Linked DNA regions of Homo sapiens: region 1 is linked to region 2. Evidence: chromatin loops called from intact Hi-C (ENCODE). Cell type or tissue: heart right ventricle. All regions are shown on one strand. Each heading gives the region's core, and the rest is flanking DNA. Links, peaks and the distances in the headings are about the cores only. Region 1 holds the start of CRTC2 (CREB regulated transcription coactivator 2). Region 2 overlaps LOC124904426 (a long non-coding RNA gene).

Region 1 (7,761 bases), core at 1,356-6,355, 160 kb after region 2:
AGGCCGAGGCAGGCGGATCACAAGGTCAGGAGATCGACACCATCCTGGCTAACACCGTGAAACCCTGTCTCTACTAAAAATACAAAAAATTAGCCGGGCGTGGTGGCGGGCGCCTGTAGTCCCAGTTACTCGGGAGGCTGAGGCAGGAGAATGGCGTGAACCTGGGAGGTGGAGGTTGCAGTAAGCCGAGACTGTGCCACTGCACTGCAGCCTGGGCAACAGAGAGAGACTCTGTCTCAAAAAAAAAAAAAAAAAAAAAGGATCACTTCAGCCCAGGAAGTAGAGGCTGCAGTGAGACATGTTTATGTCACTCCACTCTAGCCGCCTGGGTGACAGACTGAGATCCTGTCTCCAAAAAAAAAAAAGTTAAAAAAAAAATAAAGAAATTATCTGCCAGAAAAAAAAGGCCAGTGTTGGGGTTTGAAAGGTCCACCGAGATTTGGTGCAAATAACCCACCAGAGCCCATCTGCAGACTGCCCTCATCAATGATATCACTACTGCTTGACATCATCCTGCCAGGCAGAGACAGATACTCTGCTGAGGGCCTGTCTCATTTGGCATCACTCTAAGCAGAGTCCCTGAGGGGCTGCCAGGAGCTCCCGGGCTACTCACAAGGGGGAGTGCCTATTAGGAACCTCTGCTTTCTTTCCAGATGCGTCCAGGACTAATTGAGAGATTAAGAGGAAGGCCACAGGTGGATGTCACAGAGCCATTACTGCCAGCCTCTTTCCTTCCCACTCTGGAGAGCACAGGCTTCTGGGCTCTGCCACTTGCCCAGCCTCAGGAAGGCTACACAAAGCCTGCACCTCCCAAACTAGAACATCCAAGGAATAGCAGCTCTCCTAGCTGGAAAAACAGCACCAAAACCAAGGGACATTCTTCCACTGAATCCTAAGGCTCTTGAATTGGCAGGGAAGCCTGGAGAAGGAGGGTGGACAGAGAGCAGCAGCCCACTCCAGCATGGGCCAGGGCCATCTTCCTGGTCTCATCCTCACTTTGGGGAGCTATGTCTGGCATAGGCGTAAGACAGCCTGGCATGGGTTTAGCCTGTGTACAGACATCCTGTCTCTGTGAGAGGTGAGCATCTATTTCCAAGGCTCAGCCCCTGCGACCAGCCAAATAAACAGGCCCAGGGCAAGGCCATGGGGAGGAGGGCAGCTGAGGAGGGGCAAGTTCTAAGAGCTTCCAGGGTCACACTCTTGTACAGAAGCCAACATCAGAACTGACATTCTGTTCCAGGAGGTCAGCCTAGTGAGCACTGTGCTGACCTCTGGACCACTTGAAGACCACTTGAGGTCTCATATATGGCAACCCCAGTATCTCAGTGGTATAGCCTCCCATGGCCATCTCTGTCTCAAATGAGCCCTCCCACCTGGCCAGATAACAGGCTGAGTCCCAGATCTCTTGTCCCTAGCTCTAGACTTTTGGGTCCCCTGGCCATGTATGCCCACTAGACTTTTCTGTGTAGCTGAGAAATTAACCAATAGGAGCAAGGTGGGTAGAAGGGGCCTTTTAAGAGATCGAGGCACCGTAAAGAGAAGCCCCAGCTTTTGAGTTTCGCACAGCCTTTCTTTGCACATACGAGCCCTAAGATCCCACCATGCCTCTGCTAGAATCACAGTCCTGAGGGCAGGGCCTCACGCTATCAAGATCAGCCTCCCATCTTCCTGTCTCTGTCCCCAACATGATGAAAAAGCTCCTAAAGGGGAGCAGTCTACAGTTAGATAATAATCCTCACAATGGTTACAGTGGGTTATGCACACACATGCATTTAAGTGTGCACATGCGTGCACAGACACCCTCCCAGATTTGCCTCCCCACCTAACTTCTGACTCCCACAAACTAGGGCACATAGTCCCTAGAGACTCAAAGGGGAAAGGACGAGAAAAAAAAAAAAGTAACAGAGTCAAGGGGGATACACACAAAAATACAACCAGAGTCACAGTCATAAATGCAACCACAGTCAGACCAGCAGAAAAAGGCTAGAGATGTTGTAGTAATGTTCCACCATCAATCCTTAAATTCCTTCTAGCTCTCTGCCATGAGGAATCATTGCAATATCCTTACCTACTGTTGTTTTAGAAGAATGTGTCCCTAAATTAAGACTGCATACCACCTAGGCGGACTCCTACCCCTTGGTCCCTCTGACCTCCAGCCTTGGAAAGCAAGAAACCAAGCCAGGGGGGCTTCAGAGGCAGCCTGGCAGAGGCCTGAAAGTTCTTTCAAGAACTCCTAGGAATGAATATTCTCAACACATAGAAGACCCTCCAAGGCACCCTACACACTAACCCACAAAGCAGCCAACTCCCTAGAAAGCTCAGCAAACCATAGAGTTCCACACAACTTATGGTCGGACGGTTACCCAGTTGTCGGATTCAAAACCCTACCTCTCCTCCAAGGAGGCCAGGACAAAACACCAAGCAATGGACCTCACCTTCATTCACGTCAGGAAACCACAAGAAGTATTTGAAAAAGGAAGCAAAAGGACGGGACGCAGGAGGGGACTTCCTGCCCCACTATACACAGCACCGCTCGTTCAAACCACTCAAGGGGCCCTTTCCCGGGGGCACCAAAGCGCAGAAGGCAGAGGGACCAGTTTGGAGGAGATCACAAACTCAGAGGAGCCAGGTTACAGACAAGCAGCCCTCCTCCCAGGCCATACCCCAATACCAGGCATGCTTCAGTAGCGTCCTCGAGGGGACTCCGTCAGGGATGCACAAGGACCACTCACCTCCTACCTCCGCCGGACTTCATCTCCCCTCTCCGCCCACTCCCACCTCACGTACTCGGCCCCCAGTCGCCTCTACACCCCGAACCTCTCCGGTGTTTCGGTCTCCCCCGGCAAAATCCTTCTTCCTGCCCCTCGGCCCTCAACCTGCGCCTCCCAAACGGCGGCGCCCGCGTCCCCTGCTCTGTTCCGCCTCCTTCGCTGCGGCGCCCGCCCCCGCCCCGCCTCTCCGGTCTCCGCTCCGTAACTGCTCAGCTCTGCTCCGGCTCCCCGGCGCGGCCCCTCACCCGGGTGGAGCCGATGTCCATCATCACCTCCTCGAAGGCCGCCGTCTCCTCGGCCTGACGCTGCTTCTGCAGCGCAATCTTCTCACTAAATTTGCGCGGATTGGAAGCCGAGGCCGTGGCCGAACCAGGCCCGTTCGCCCCCGACGTCGCCATCTTCCTTCCCCGTCCCTCCCTGCCACCCTCCCAGTACCAGCCGCGGCCTCCGCCGCGGCCTCGGCCCGGCTCCTCCAGCCGTAGCCACCGCCGCCTCAGCGAGCACCGCGAACCCGGCCCCAGCCTAGCCCTGACCTGTTGCGCGCGGGGGCCGCCGGGAATTGTAGTTTGTTTACGAGACTCCTTCACATCCCCAGTCACGCAGCACTAGGAGGAAACGGACTCCACTTCCCAGCAGCCCTGCTGACTCCGGAAACTGGGGACTTGGCTCCACCCTCTCGGCTACTCCCTGAGAGGTGCAAGCTGGGAAGAGTAGTTCTAAATTAGCCCTGAGACTACGAACGGAAAGGAGAGAGGGATTGAAGAGAGAAGAAAGGAAGAGGGAGGGGAGGGAAGAGAAGGGAAGCCGAGGGGTGGAGACCGGGAAAGAAGTACCAAGACACAAAGGAGGAAAAATTAGGTCATCTTCAGGGAAGGGGACTATCGGGTCCTGAGTGAAAACAGTGAGACCAAGAATCTTAAAACAGCTGTAAACATCTGGGACTCAGGCCCTCTCAGGCTGGCCACATGCCCACCCCTTTCCCAAAACAAACGAATCAGATACTGTACAGATGTCTAGAAACATCTTTTATTTGGGTAACAGGTCCCAAAACAGGTCAGTTAATAAAATAGATTCTAAAGAATATGTCCCTATGCACAGCCCTCCCTCCCCAAAAATAACGCTGGGGGTAGGCATTGCCCTTCCCCCTTGGGCTCCTCGGGTGTATTTAAAAAAATGTTTTGGCAGCTCAGTGTTTATCATCTGGGCATGGGACACCATGTCCATGTCCCCATATTCCTAGGGTACAGCAGCAGTAGATGGCTGCAACAACCTTCCTCCTACCCCAGCCCAGAAAATATTTCTGCCCCACCCCAGGATCCGGGACCAAAATAAAGAGCAAGCAGGCCCCCTTCACTGAGGTGCTGGGTAGGGCTCAGTGCCACATTACTGTGCTTTGAGAAAGAGGAAGGGGATTTGTTTGGCACTTTAAAAATAGAGGAGTAAGCAGGACTGGAGAGGCCAGAGAAGATACCAAAATTGGCAGGGAGAGACCATTTGGCGCCAGTCCCCTAGGAGATGGGAGGAGGGAGATAGGTATGAGGGTAGGCGCTAAGAAGAGTAGGAGGGGTCCACTCCAAGTGGCAGGGTGCTGAAATGGGCTAGGACCAACAGGACACTGACTCTAGGTTTATGACCTGTCCATACCCGTTCCACAGCAGCTGGGTACCCACCTCCAGCCTCCCATGTGAGCCTGTCCTTATGTATAGTGTCCAACCTCTGATTCTAGCAGTCAAGTGTCTTCCCCAATCCTAATGTCCCCTGATATGTCTCTAGCGACTTGACCATCTCTTGTTCCTTGGGACTGGGGCCAGCCTCTTGTCTGCCCACTTCCCTCTCATTAGTCAGATAGCCCCAAAGGCTCTATCTTTAGCTCCCAGAGAACTTTTTGGTCCTCAGTATTTCCCTTCCCCTTTCCTTCCTATTCCCCACAACTGGGGGAGGGAAGGGAGAACAGGGGCACCTGATCATCAATCTCCCCTGCCCCTCTCTTGAAGCCCCCTAGATTTGGATGAAGAGCAGGCCAGTGAGCAGGGCAAAGCCTGCTAGGAGCAGAATGACCTTGAGGATCCTTTGCTCAGAACTGGCCAGCTCCTGGGGCAGGATTTCCAGAAAGGTGATATAGAGAAAGGTGCCAGCTGCCATGCCCTCTAGCACAGACTGGGCCAGCTGGTGCAGAGGTCCTGCCGACTCTGCCAGAGCTGCACCCAGCCCGATGCCTAGAGGTGTCATGCATGAGAAGAGGATCCCACAGCCAGCCACCACCTGTGCCCTAAGGTGGCTCTGCAACAGCCGCAGGGACAGGCTGACAGCCAGGATGCCCTTGTGGAGCAGCAAAGCCAGGCACAGCTCCATGGCCCGAGCCCGGTCTCGCTGCAGCCCTACCGCCAGCCCCTCGAACACGGAGTGGAGGGCCAGGGAGAACACCAGTACACAGGCACGCAAGGCTGAGGGGGTTGCTGGGGCTCCACTCGCCTGTGGGACCCCTGGCCCATCATGCCAATGCTGCGGCCCACCATTCACTGTTCCCAGCAGAGCCCTTGTTTCCTCCAGAGGTGACGGCCCTGACTGCTCCTTGTAAGCCAGTGTGATCTGCTCCATCACCAGGACCAGGAAGAAGCCCATGGCCAGGATGAACTCTTGCAGTGGGAACTGGAGCTGTGGGCAGAAGCAGCAGCAAAATGTTCAGGGAAGGAAGAGTGAGATGCAAAATCTGGTGAAAGCCCAGTTACACAGACCTAGGGTCTGACACAGACACAGGGCTACTCTCAGTCACACAAAGATAGAGTGAATTGGTAACACTGACACAGAATGATACGTACACACAGATTATGGTGTCACTCACAGTGTTACGTGTAGACCAAAGTTTCTCAGCTTTGGAACTATTAACATTTTGGGGCCAGGGGCAGTGGCTCATGCCTATAATCCCAGCACTTTGGAAGACCAAAGTGGGAAGATCACTTGAGGTCAGGAGTTTGAGACCAGCCTGGCCAACATGGTGAAACCCTGTCTCTACTAAAAATACAAAAATTGGCAGGGTGTGGTGGTGGATGCCTGTAATCCCAGCTACTCAGGAGTCTGAGCCAGGAGAATCACTTGAACCCAGGAGCCAGAGATTGCAGTGAGTCGAGATTGTGCCACTGCACTCCAGCCTGGGCAACAGAGCAAGACTCTTTCTCAAAAACAAAACAAAACAAAAACAAACAAACAAAAACATTTTGGGCCAGATAATTCTTTGTCATGGGAGCTGTCTTGTGCACTGTAGATTGTTTAACAGCATTTCTGATCTCTACTTACCAGATGCCAATAGCAGGCACAATGTTCCCTCCATCCCCCTCCCCATTGTGACAACTAAAAATATCCCCAGACATTACCAAATGTTTCCTGAGGGGCAAAGCCACACTCCTAGTTGAGAGTCACTGATGTAGACATACATGAAAAGGTCACACATTGCCCATCTCCCCAAATACTCATACATAGAGCCACATATCACAGGACATTCAGGCTTATACGCAGTCACACGGAAACACAGGTCACTCAGTCACAGACACACAAAGGGATACATCCAGTGTTACTTCCTCAGTTTTAGAGGAAAAAAGGAAAGAGCCCAGGATGACTTTCCTGCCCCACTATCCAACGGCCTCAGTTTTTCCTATAATAAACCAAGTCCTATGCCGTGGACTTGATCATTCCTCACAGCCCACTTCCTTGGGCCAAAGCCTAAAAAGGTTAGCAACACCAAGACCCAGGGAATCGCTTCCTATCCTTCTCAGGCCTACAGAGACCTCTATCTCCAGCCCTTTAGGAAAGTGGTGAGAGAGTGAAGATGATTCTTGGAGCACTTGCTGGTAGCTAGAACTGAGAACCCATAGAGCAAGTCACACACCTGAGAAAAAGTGTCTTACTGTCTCAACGGGAATGTAGGGGTCACACAGGGAATGGGGAAGGGGGAGGGAACACATAGAAAGAATTATGCCCCATAACCAAAAATCACAATTCATACCACATGCCAAAAGTCTTCCACACAGTCATGGAGTGGCACATGAATCAATCTCCACAAACCAACACTCCCAGAGGTGTGTGATTCCCCTCCCGCAAGTCACATGCCCAGGCCAGTGCTCACCGTCACGTGCAAGGCTGCCAGGGCCTCATCTATGGCAGCCAGGTAGTCAGGCAGCAGGTCCAGGAGACAAGTGGCCAAAAAGACGCCCCCCGCGAAACAGCTTACTAGGCTCAGGGCTTTCTGGCGGGAAGCTGGGTAGGGGTGAAGCACAGAGGGGAATAAGCAAACAAACCCCCTCCAGGGCCGACCACCCCAACCCAAACAATGGCTACCCTTGCCTTTCCCTCCTCCTTTGGTCACTCCCCGCCAGCCCCAGAGCCCTCCCTAAGCCAAGCATTCATAGCAGTGTGGGGAAAAGGAGAGGCTTACCTGAGCCTTCATGGTTAGCTCCTGGCCGGCGCAGCACACAGATGGGCACCAGGCTGCAGAGGAGGGTGAGCACCAGCAGCAGCACCAGGGCCCCCAACTTCACCTCCAGCCCCACAGGCACTGGAGGCTCTGAAGCTACCGCCTCGGGGCGCCACACCAGGAGCTCTGGCTCTCCCCAGGGCCCCATGATGCTTCTGGTAGCTCCAGTGACTCTCAGACCTAGGAAGACAGACCAGAGTGGTTGGGAAAAATCATGCAAAGGAAGATGGGGCAAGGAATGGGGAAGCTTGGTCAGCAGAGTGCAGCTCCCTGGCCCCAGCCACTTTGTGACCTTCCCCTACCCAGGGTGACTCATCTACTCCTGTACCAGGAACATTCCTCTCTTCTCACACTTTCTTTCCCAAGTGACTTATTCAGGGAGACTGCACGGGGGAAACCGAGGCATGAGAAAGGCTGTATGGATATCTCATCACCCTTTCACCTGGTGCCCCCAGAAAACTAGGAAACTAGGAGCCGCCTCCAAATAGGACCTGGAGCTGGAGTTCCCCTAAGGAATGTAGA
Region 2 (7,761 bases), core at 1,728-6,727:
TAAGTGGTCAGCCTGGCAAGGGGCGGGAGGCCTGGGTTTCTTTCTTCTCTTTAGGATGGGGCTGGTCCTCCACCTCCCACTGGCTGGCAGCCTCCCGGCCCCTGGTGGCCCCAATCCATTGTCCCAATAAGAATAGAGAAAACAGCTTTGGAAATTGACACTATGAATGGTGCTGGGGCTGCTGGGCTGGGACTGAACTAATGGGATGAGGTCCCCCACTTCAGGCCCAGGCTCAGCACCTGGGACGGTGACTCTACTAGGAGAGTGGGGGCTCTGCACCCCTCCCCAGGACCCCCAAATTAGACTTCAAGCCACCCCTGTCCAGGACATGGATCCCCAGGGATGGGCTTGGGGGACCAGATGCCCCAACTCCTCCTAGAACTTCACTCTCATTCAGTCAAAGTTTGAGAGGGAGTAAGGGGTGGGTAATGGGCTGGGAGAGATTTCTGGAAGCTGAGAAAGGGGCGGGTCTGACCCCCCAACTTTGCCCCGCTCTCATTGGCCCTCGCCCCCTTTCCCCGCCCCAATTGTCTCGGTGTCTGGGTCCTGGCCCTGGGAGGAGGGGACAGTGGGGATAGGAGTGGGGAGGGGGCTCAGGCTGAAAGCAGAGAGAGACCCAGCTCCAGGAACACGAAGGCAAGGACAGTAGCCTTCAGTCTCGACCCCAGAGCTTGGCACCCCAGAACCTGGGCTCCCCAAAGCAAGACCAGGGCCCCCACATTGTGCGCCAAAGTGCGGGGTGGAGAATGCCCACAGCCCAAGGGCCCCCAGGCTGAAGGCAGGAGACTGGGGCTGCTGGAGAAGTTGCCCAGGCTGAGGGGCCGTGCCTGGCAGGGACATGGGGCTGCTGCTGCTGCTGCTCCCAGGCTGGGGTAAGAGGCTGAGCCATGGGGGCCATAGGGAAAGCCAGGGCAGAGGGACGGGGAAGAAAAAGAGGCAGGCATAGGGGTGGGAGAGTTGCGGGGCAAGGTTGGGGAAGCAGAGGGATGGAGGTGGCCGGAGTGGAGATGGAGAAACCCTGAGGACAGCAGAGGAGAGGGGTGAGCAGGAGGGGCAGGCAGGGCTGCGGGAGAGCTGTGGGGGGTGCTCTAGGAGCCCAGGCTTTGGGGCACAGTGGCTAGAAGGGGACCTGGGGGCCACGTGAGGCAAGTGGCTGAGCAGACTGCGGGGCATGCAGAGGCAGGGCCCCAGAGGCTTACCCACAGATGTCCCTGAGCCAACCAAGGCTGGCTGAGCCCCCTGCCCATGTGCCCCTCGGAGGCTCTGTCTGCCCGCCTATCCACCCCATCTGCTGGGGGTCCTGGCTCAGCCTTACAGGCTGAGTTATTGTATTTATGGGGGTGTGTGGGAAGGGAGGCTGTGGGTTCACAGCTCTGCTCATGCATTTCTGGGCCTGTGCTGTTAGTGTCTGTGGCCCTGTGCTTATGTATTTGTGACTTTGAGTCTGTAGGGACATCTATGTGTGACCTGTGTTTGGGGCCTCCTTGAGTGTGCATCTGGGATGGAATCTGTCTGTGTCTAGAAGACCTGGTGGCCAGTGAGGTTGTGATTTTTAATCCAAGTGTGTGTGTGTCCGTGAATGAGTGTGTGTGAGTGTAAGTGTGTTCCTTCCCTATTCAGAGGCCAGGGTCCTGGTGGCGGGAGGGGGAAGGGGGAGAGCCAGGAGTCCTGGGAAGCTGACCCTGCAGGCAGACAGGCAGATGGGCCGGTGGGGGAGGGAGGGGGCGATCCCATTGTCCCCTGGGGAGCACAATGCTCACGCCTCAGCCCCTGACCTCACCATTGTGCCCACCCCGCCCCCTCCCCGTTGCCAGGGCCCAGCTGAAAGAGGCCATCAATCACAGCCGGCCCGCCAGGCCCACACCGCACCCGCCAGCCGGACAGTGGCCCGCCCTGCTCCTCAGATGGCCAGGCCCTGCCCTCTCTTCCCTGTTCCTCCTTTGCTGACCCAAAGTCTCCCTAAAGTCAAGTCCTGTCCCTTGCCCCTCGCCAAGGCTGGGAGGGAATCAAAGCCATGGGGGAGGTGGTGGACAAAGGGTGGGCCTCAGGGGGCCGCCGTGTTCAGGCTGTGCTGGCTGTCCCTACAGGCTGTGCTGCAGGCTCCGAGCTGGCCTTCGTGCAGGAGCTGGGGGACACAGTGGCTGTGTGGGAGCACCCACTGGTGCTGCCCTGCCAGGTGGAGGGTGAGCCGCCTGTGTCCATTTCCTGGCAGCGGGATAGGCTGGCCTTAGCCAATGAGAGTGGTGTCACCCTGATGCCAGATGGCTCCCTGCACCTGGCCGCCCTGCCTTCCCGCCGGAGCCTCCCTTCCCGTGCCCACGAGTACCACTGCGTGGCCCAGAACCGCTACGGGCGGCTGGTGAGCCGACAGGCCCGGGTACAGCTGGCAAGTAAGTGACAGGGCTGCTCCTGGGATTGGGGGATGAGAGTTGGTGGGGCACCCACAGAAGGCACCCATGGGGCCCAGACTCGCTGAGAGTGGGCCTGAGCAGGGCCAGCCCAGCCATTAGACACAGTGTACACACTGGTAGAGCCTCTGATTCTTTTAGGGGCCCACAAAAATGTTTTAACTTCTTCAAAACCAGAAGAAAAAAATGAATACAATAATAAATATGTAAAAATGAGTCCAGACTGGATTATACTTGTCTATATTCCAATGCCATTGTAAACTATGATTTAAAATTTTTGTAATGGAGGAAGGCAAAGTGCTTATAGCCCACAGAAGTCCTAGACATGAGGCTGCAGGGCTCTATACTGAAGAGGATGTGGCAGATGTGGGCACAGAGGTGGGGCCCAGCCCTGGGACTTGGTTGTGGGGGGATAGCCCAGGGCCAGCTCTGCAGGTGCCCAAGTGGCCCCCCCATCCTCTAGGTCTGTCCCGCTTCCACCAACATCCAGAATCCATTGAGGTGGAGCGGGGTGGAGTTGCTCGCTTCCAGTGCCTGATCCAGGGGGTGCCTGAGCCATCCATTTCCTGGGAGCACAATGGCACAGCCCTGAATACTGCCAACCACCGGTGAGCACCTGCCAGGAGTGCAATGGGACGGTGGGCTGTGGGCCAGGGCACAGGCCATGGAGCCCTGACCTCTGCATCCTCAGGGTCACACTGCTGCCTAGTGGCATCCTCCACATCACCAGTGTGAGCCAGACTGACATGGGAACCTACCGCTGCGTGGCATGGAATGTGGCCAGTACCCGCCACAGCCAGGATGCCCAGCTGACCCTGAGTGGTAAGCCAGGCCCAGTGTGGGCACTGGGCAGAGGGGAGGGTATGGTTGCTGTGGTTGTACATGGGACAGGCAGGCATTTTGAGCACCTATGACTGTGCCAGGTGTGGGAGGGCAGCAGGCTTGAGCCATCCCTGGCTTCCTGGAGCTCACAACCTGAGAGAGAAGGTGGTGCTGCGGGAACCCAGGGTTGGGCTGTGGGCAAGGATTGTCAGGGGCTTCTGGAGTAAGCTACCCCAAGCCGGGTGTTGAAGGGTGAGTGGAGAGAGGCAAGCCAAGGTCAGGAGGTAAGGGCGGGGGCATTTCCTTGGACAAATGCACAAGGGTGAGGACAACAAAGTTCACACAGGCAGTTCTGTGTTGCTGGACCACAGAATGGGCAGAATTCAGGGTAGCAAAGTTAATGTTGGCGAGTAGGCAAGGCACATACCATGAAAGGAGTTTGGACTTGATCCAGAGGGTAGTGGGAGCTCTGGAGGGTCTAGCGTTGGGGCTGAGTCAGCCTGTGTTTTGAACACGTGGCCCCCATACACATGGCGTGTAGATGTGCATGTGTTCGTGTATGTGTCTGTGCTTGCATGTACATGTGCATGTGTGCATGGACACTTGCACGTCTCCTTCTTGGGGTGAGGATGAAAATAGCTTTGTACCTGAGATGAAACACCCAGGATGACCCCACTTGCAGGCCAAATGGGGTGGGAGAGTTTTGTGCCCAAAGTGAAGGCCACAGCAGAGCCTATGAGGAGCTGGTGCCTAGCAGGAGAGGCAGGTTAGACCCTGCCTAAACCAGAGATGCCGCAGGTGTTTGTGAGGGAAAGTCATGCCTGAATCAGCCACTAGGGGGCTCCAGGGTATAAATAAGCAAGTGTACCACGGGACACCACTGCTGCACCTGGGCGAACTTTCAAAACATCTCTGACAAAATCTCACCGAAGGCTATATCTATTTTTTTGTTTTTAGACGGGGTCTCGCTCTGTCGCCAGGCTGGAGTGCGGTGGCGCCATCTCGGCTCACTGCAACCTCCGCCTCCCGGGTTCAAGCGATTCTCTTGCCTCAGCCTCCCGCGTAGCTGGGACTACAGGCGCCCGCCACCGCACCCGGCTAATTTTTGTATTTTTAGTAGAGATGGGGTTTCACCATGTTGGCTAGGATGGTCTCCATCTTTCGACCTCGTGATCTGCCCGCCTCAGCCTCCCAAAGTGCTGAGATTACAGGCGTGAGCCACTGCGCCCGGCCGGTATATAATTTTTAAACTTAAGACTGGCAGGGGAAGGGGGAACGGTTGTGTTTCTGATCTGTAACTGACTTAGAAACTCAAAGCGAGGGTGGGGGTCAGCGGCTCCTCTGCAGGAGCAGAGGAGCCCAATGAGGTCCCTCTGGCCTGTGGTGTTCCGTTCCTATCCACAGTCTGGGGCAGGAGGGCAGGGCAGGAGGCTATGTCTCTCAAGGCTATCGAGCAGACATAGGATTCTGCTGCCCGCGGAGCAGGGAGACGAATGGCCAGAGAGCGACAGGAGGTTAGCAGGAGGAGCAGGCGCCTGTTGGGGGCAGAGGACCAATCAGAAACCGAAGGCTCAAGGGTTGCCTAAAGGAGCTGGTGTCAAGAGTAGTCTTCCCCAGGGGCAGGAGCTGGGGACCAAGGCCCCAAGCCATTCACCCCTAATGCACTCAACTGCACACACCTGGACAGGCACTTACCCTGGGCGTGCACCAGGGTGAGACAGAATTTCCCAGACTTCAAGGAGCTCACAGCGGCTAAAGAGGGGATCCTCTTTGTCAGCTGTTCAGTGCTACCAAGATCCAGGAAGTCCCCCAGTTCTGCCAGTGCCTCTGTCATTGGGCAAGTTACTTAACCTCTCTGATCCTTGATCTTCTCATGTAAATGGGGGAAATAACAGTACTCCGCACACAGGCTGTGGTGAGGGCAAAATGGGACAATCTGTGGGGCTCGCAGCCAATGTCTGGCATGGGGAAGGGGTCGGCCCGGGTGGCCCAGCCTCCCCTCACTGAACTGTCTGGCCAGGCAGGACACAGCCTCTTTGAATGAGGCCAGGAGATTCCAGGGCAGCCCACAGCCTGTACTGCAGCTTGCAAGAGGCAAATGGAGAAGGGCTGGGCCCAAAGTAGGCCTTCAATCTATAGTTGCTGAATAAGTGAATGAACAAAACACAATCCTACACCTTGAGGGATAAAGATGTGTAAGACTTTAGACCAGCCCTTGAGAAACTTTCATTTTAGAAACATTTTATCTGAGACATTCTTAATAAAGGGCATTTATGAAAGGAAAGACACGTTAAGTTCTCACATGATACAAGGTGGTAAAGAAAATGAGGATGATGGCCTATGGGAAGGCAGAGCTCTGTTTCACACGATGTTGTTCACAACTGTGCTCCCAGTGTGAGGGTGCTGCCTGGCACATGGGAGCCCCCAGTGATGACCTGTTGAATAAACTAATGAAACGGGGGAGCATGGCATAAAATGAAGATGTGATTTAGACCCAAAACAAGAGTTACTTTGGGAAAACACATCCTTCCTAAGCAGCTAAGCAGGCTGAGGTCTTAGGAGGCTGGTCATGCTTTCTGAGGGAGCGCCTCCTACTAACTTTGTGGGTGCCTCTACCTGCCCCTCAGGGTGAGGCGCCCAGGGAAGGTGGGGCCACCCACAGGGTTTGTAGGAGGAGAATGCTCTCTCCTCTCTCTCCGCACCCCCAGTCTACCAGACCTTCAGCCTGATAGCTACTTCCATGGGACTTTGGGCAGGTCATTTTTAAAATCTGTAAATTGGGGATGGAATAGCAGCTGCAAAGCACACCTCTGAGGTCTGGTGACATTTGTGGGCTGGAAGAGTGTGCTTGGAGTAGAAGTTGAGTATTGGAAGGAGGTTCTCCTTTCCTGATCCAATTTGCTTGTTTCCACCACACAGTGGGACCCCTGAGGCTGCTGCAGGAGCCAGAGATCCTGTCTGGGCCTCAGAACCTGACCCTCACAGTGCACCAGACGGCAGTGCTGGAGTGCATTGCCACCAGTCACCCTTGGCCGCTTGTCTCCTGGAGCCGCCTGGGTGCGCAGCCGCCCCCCACCCCCTTGCTGTCTCTCAGAGCCCTGTTCCCTCGTCCTATCCCAGCCTGACCCCCCAACGCCTTCTTGCAGATGGCCGCTCCATCGGCGTAGAGGGCATCCAAGTTCTGGACATTCTGGACACAGGGAATCTCATGATCTCCGACGTCTCAGTCCAGCACTCAGGTGTCTATGTCTGCGCCGCCAATCGGCCAGGCACCCATGTCCGGCGCACAGCGCAGGGCGTCCTGCTCGTGCAGGGTGAGCCCCAAGGGCCCAACTGGGTGGGGAGAGTGCTGGAGCACCCCAGCTCCCTGACAGGAGCCTGGATCTGGAGAGGGTCCAGGGCAGGAGGCAAGAGGCTGGGTCTCACGGCACCTTCCTCCATGCTATTGCCTGCCCAGCTCCCCGAGTTTGTCCAGTGGCCACAGTCCTTGTCCAAGCCTCCGGGCAGCAGTGCCATCTTCACCTGCGTGGCCCAGGGCGTCCCTGAGTCCCGTCTGGTCTGGCTGAAGAATGGGAAGGTGTTGAGTCCTGGGAATAACATCAGGCTGACTCACAACAATAGGTACTCGTGTCTCACCACTCCCCACTGCCCACTGGCAATGGTAGGTCCCCCTACCCACCCTGGGCGTCCACCCCCACCTACATGCAACACTCACTACCTAAATCTCAAAAATCCACACCCATCCACAAACCCCCAGCAAGTTACCTTCTACTTCCAGCAATTCCCCCCTCCCCCAGGAGGCTCTGCCCTGACTGCTCCATTACAGGTAATGTCCCCACACAGCCTCCTCCTCTAGGGCCACTCCACTAAGTCTTGGTGGGAAAGGGCTCCCAGTAGCTGAGTTTGTCTTTCTCTAGTACGCTGATGCTGGCAGGGGTTTCAGTTGAGGATGAGGCCATCTATCAATGCGTGGCAGAGAACAGCACGGGCTCCAACCAGGCCAGTGCCCGCCTGGTTGTGACAGGGGGCCCAGAGCCACCCCGTCCCCAGGGGCCTGCATGCCATGGCTCTCTCTACTTCTGCCATTCGAGTGTCCTGGGAGCCACCCCCCCCTCCAGCAGGGACATCATTGGCTACGTGCTGCACCTCCGGCCTGTGGGAGGTGGGTGTGGGTGGGTGGAGAGGGCTTTGACCTCAGAGCAGGGCCAGGGGCCAGGAGTCCCTGGCACCAGCCCATCTCTGCTCCTGACTGCTGATGTCCTGGGTGAGTCCCTCTCACTCTCTGAGCCCCAGTCTCCTCCATGACCCCAGACCCTTCTGGATTCTTCCCAGGCCTCTGGGCCTGTGGTTCTCTGGGCTGGCTGCCTCTGTACATGGTCTTTTGGTGCTTCCTTACTGCTTTTCAGCTTGACTCTAGGCCCTTTCCTCATCCTCATCCTCATCCTTTCTCAGCTTAGCTCCAACTTCTGTAGCTCCCTTCCCTGCTCTCCTTGGAGGCTTGGCTGGCCCAGCCAGGCACCAAGAGGGGCTT

Evidence for each region. Peaks named below come from ENCODE experiments on the same cell type or tissue, not always from the same donor. Only the 100,000 strongest peaks of a DNase experiment are listed, where the experiment ranks them.
Region 1: a loop joins it to region 2, with 2.7 times the contacts of the local background. A loop is called at or near these places in 68 of 110 quality-filtered maps.

The regions. Positions count from the first base shown.
Region 1 is chr1:153,955,329-153,963,089 of GRCh38, forward strand. CRTC2 (CREB regulated transcription coactivator 2) reads right to left here and starts at 3,284. Exons shown (of 14, transcript NM_181715.3): 1 at 3,017-3,284. The coding sequence starts at 3,169. It overlaps SLC39A1 (solute carrier family 39 member 1), which reads right to left. Exons shown (of 4, transcript NM_001271958.2): 2 at 7,201-7,419; 3 at 6,892-7,022; 4 at 3,782-5,426. The coding sequence starts at 7,387. The coding sequence ends at 4,770. MIR6737 (microRNA 6737) reads right to left here and starts at 7,092; the gene lies at 7,023-7,092. RefSeq lists enhancers at 2,364-2,413, 2,474-2,693, 2,704-2,753, 3,314-3,513, 7,493-7,761 and a silencer at 2,914-3,063. In heart right ventricle, for the core only: no CTCF peak of the experiment used is centred there; DNase peaks (open chromatin) are centred at 3,363 and 4,203; H3K4me3 peaks cover 2,616 bases; H3K27ac peaks cover 4,930 bases.
Region 2 is chr1:153,793,334-153,801,094 of GRCh38, forward strand. It overlaps LOC124904426 (a long non-coding RNA gene), which reads left to right. Exons shown (of 3, transcript XR_007066634.1): 3 at 1,815-1,861. It also overlaps the pseudogene LOC343052. Among named protein-coding and RNA genes, the nearest start is that of SLC27A3, 22 kb to the left of the region's middle. RefSeq lists an enhancer at 1-445. In heart right ventricle, for the core only: a CTCF peak has its summit at 4,066 (motif pointing right); a DNase peak (open chromatin) is centred at 4,068.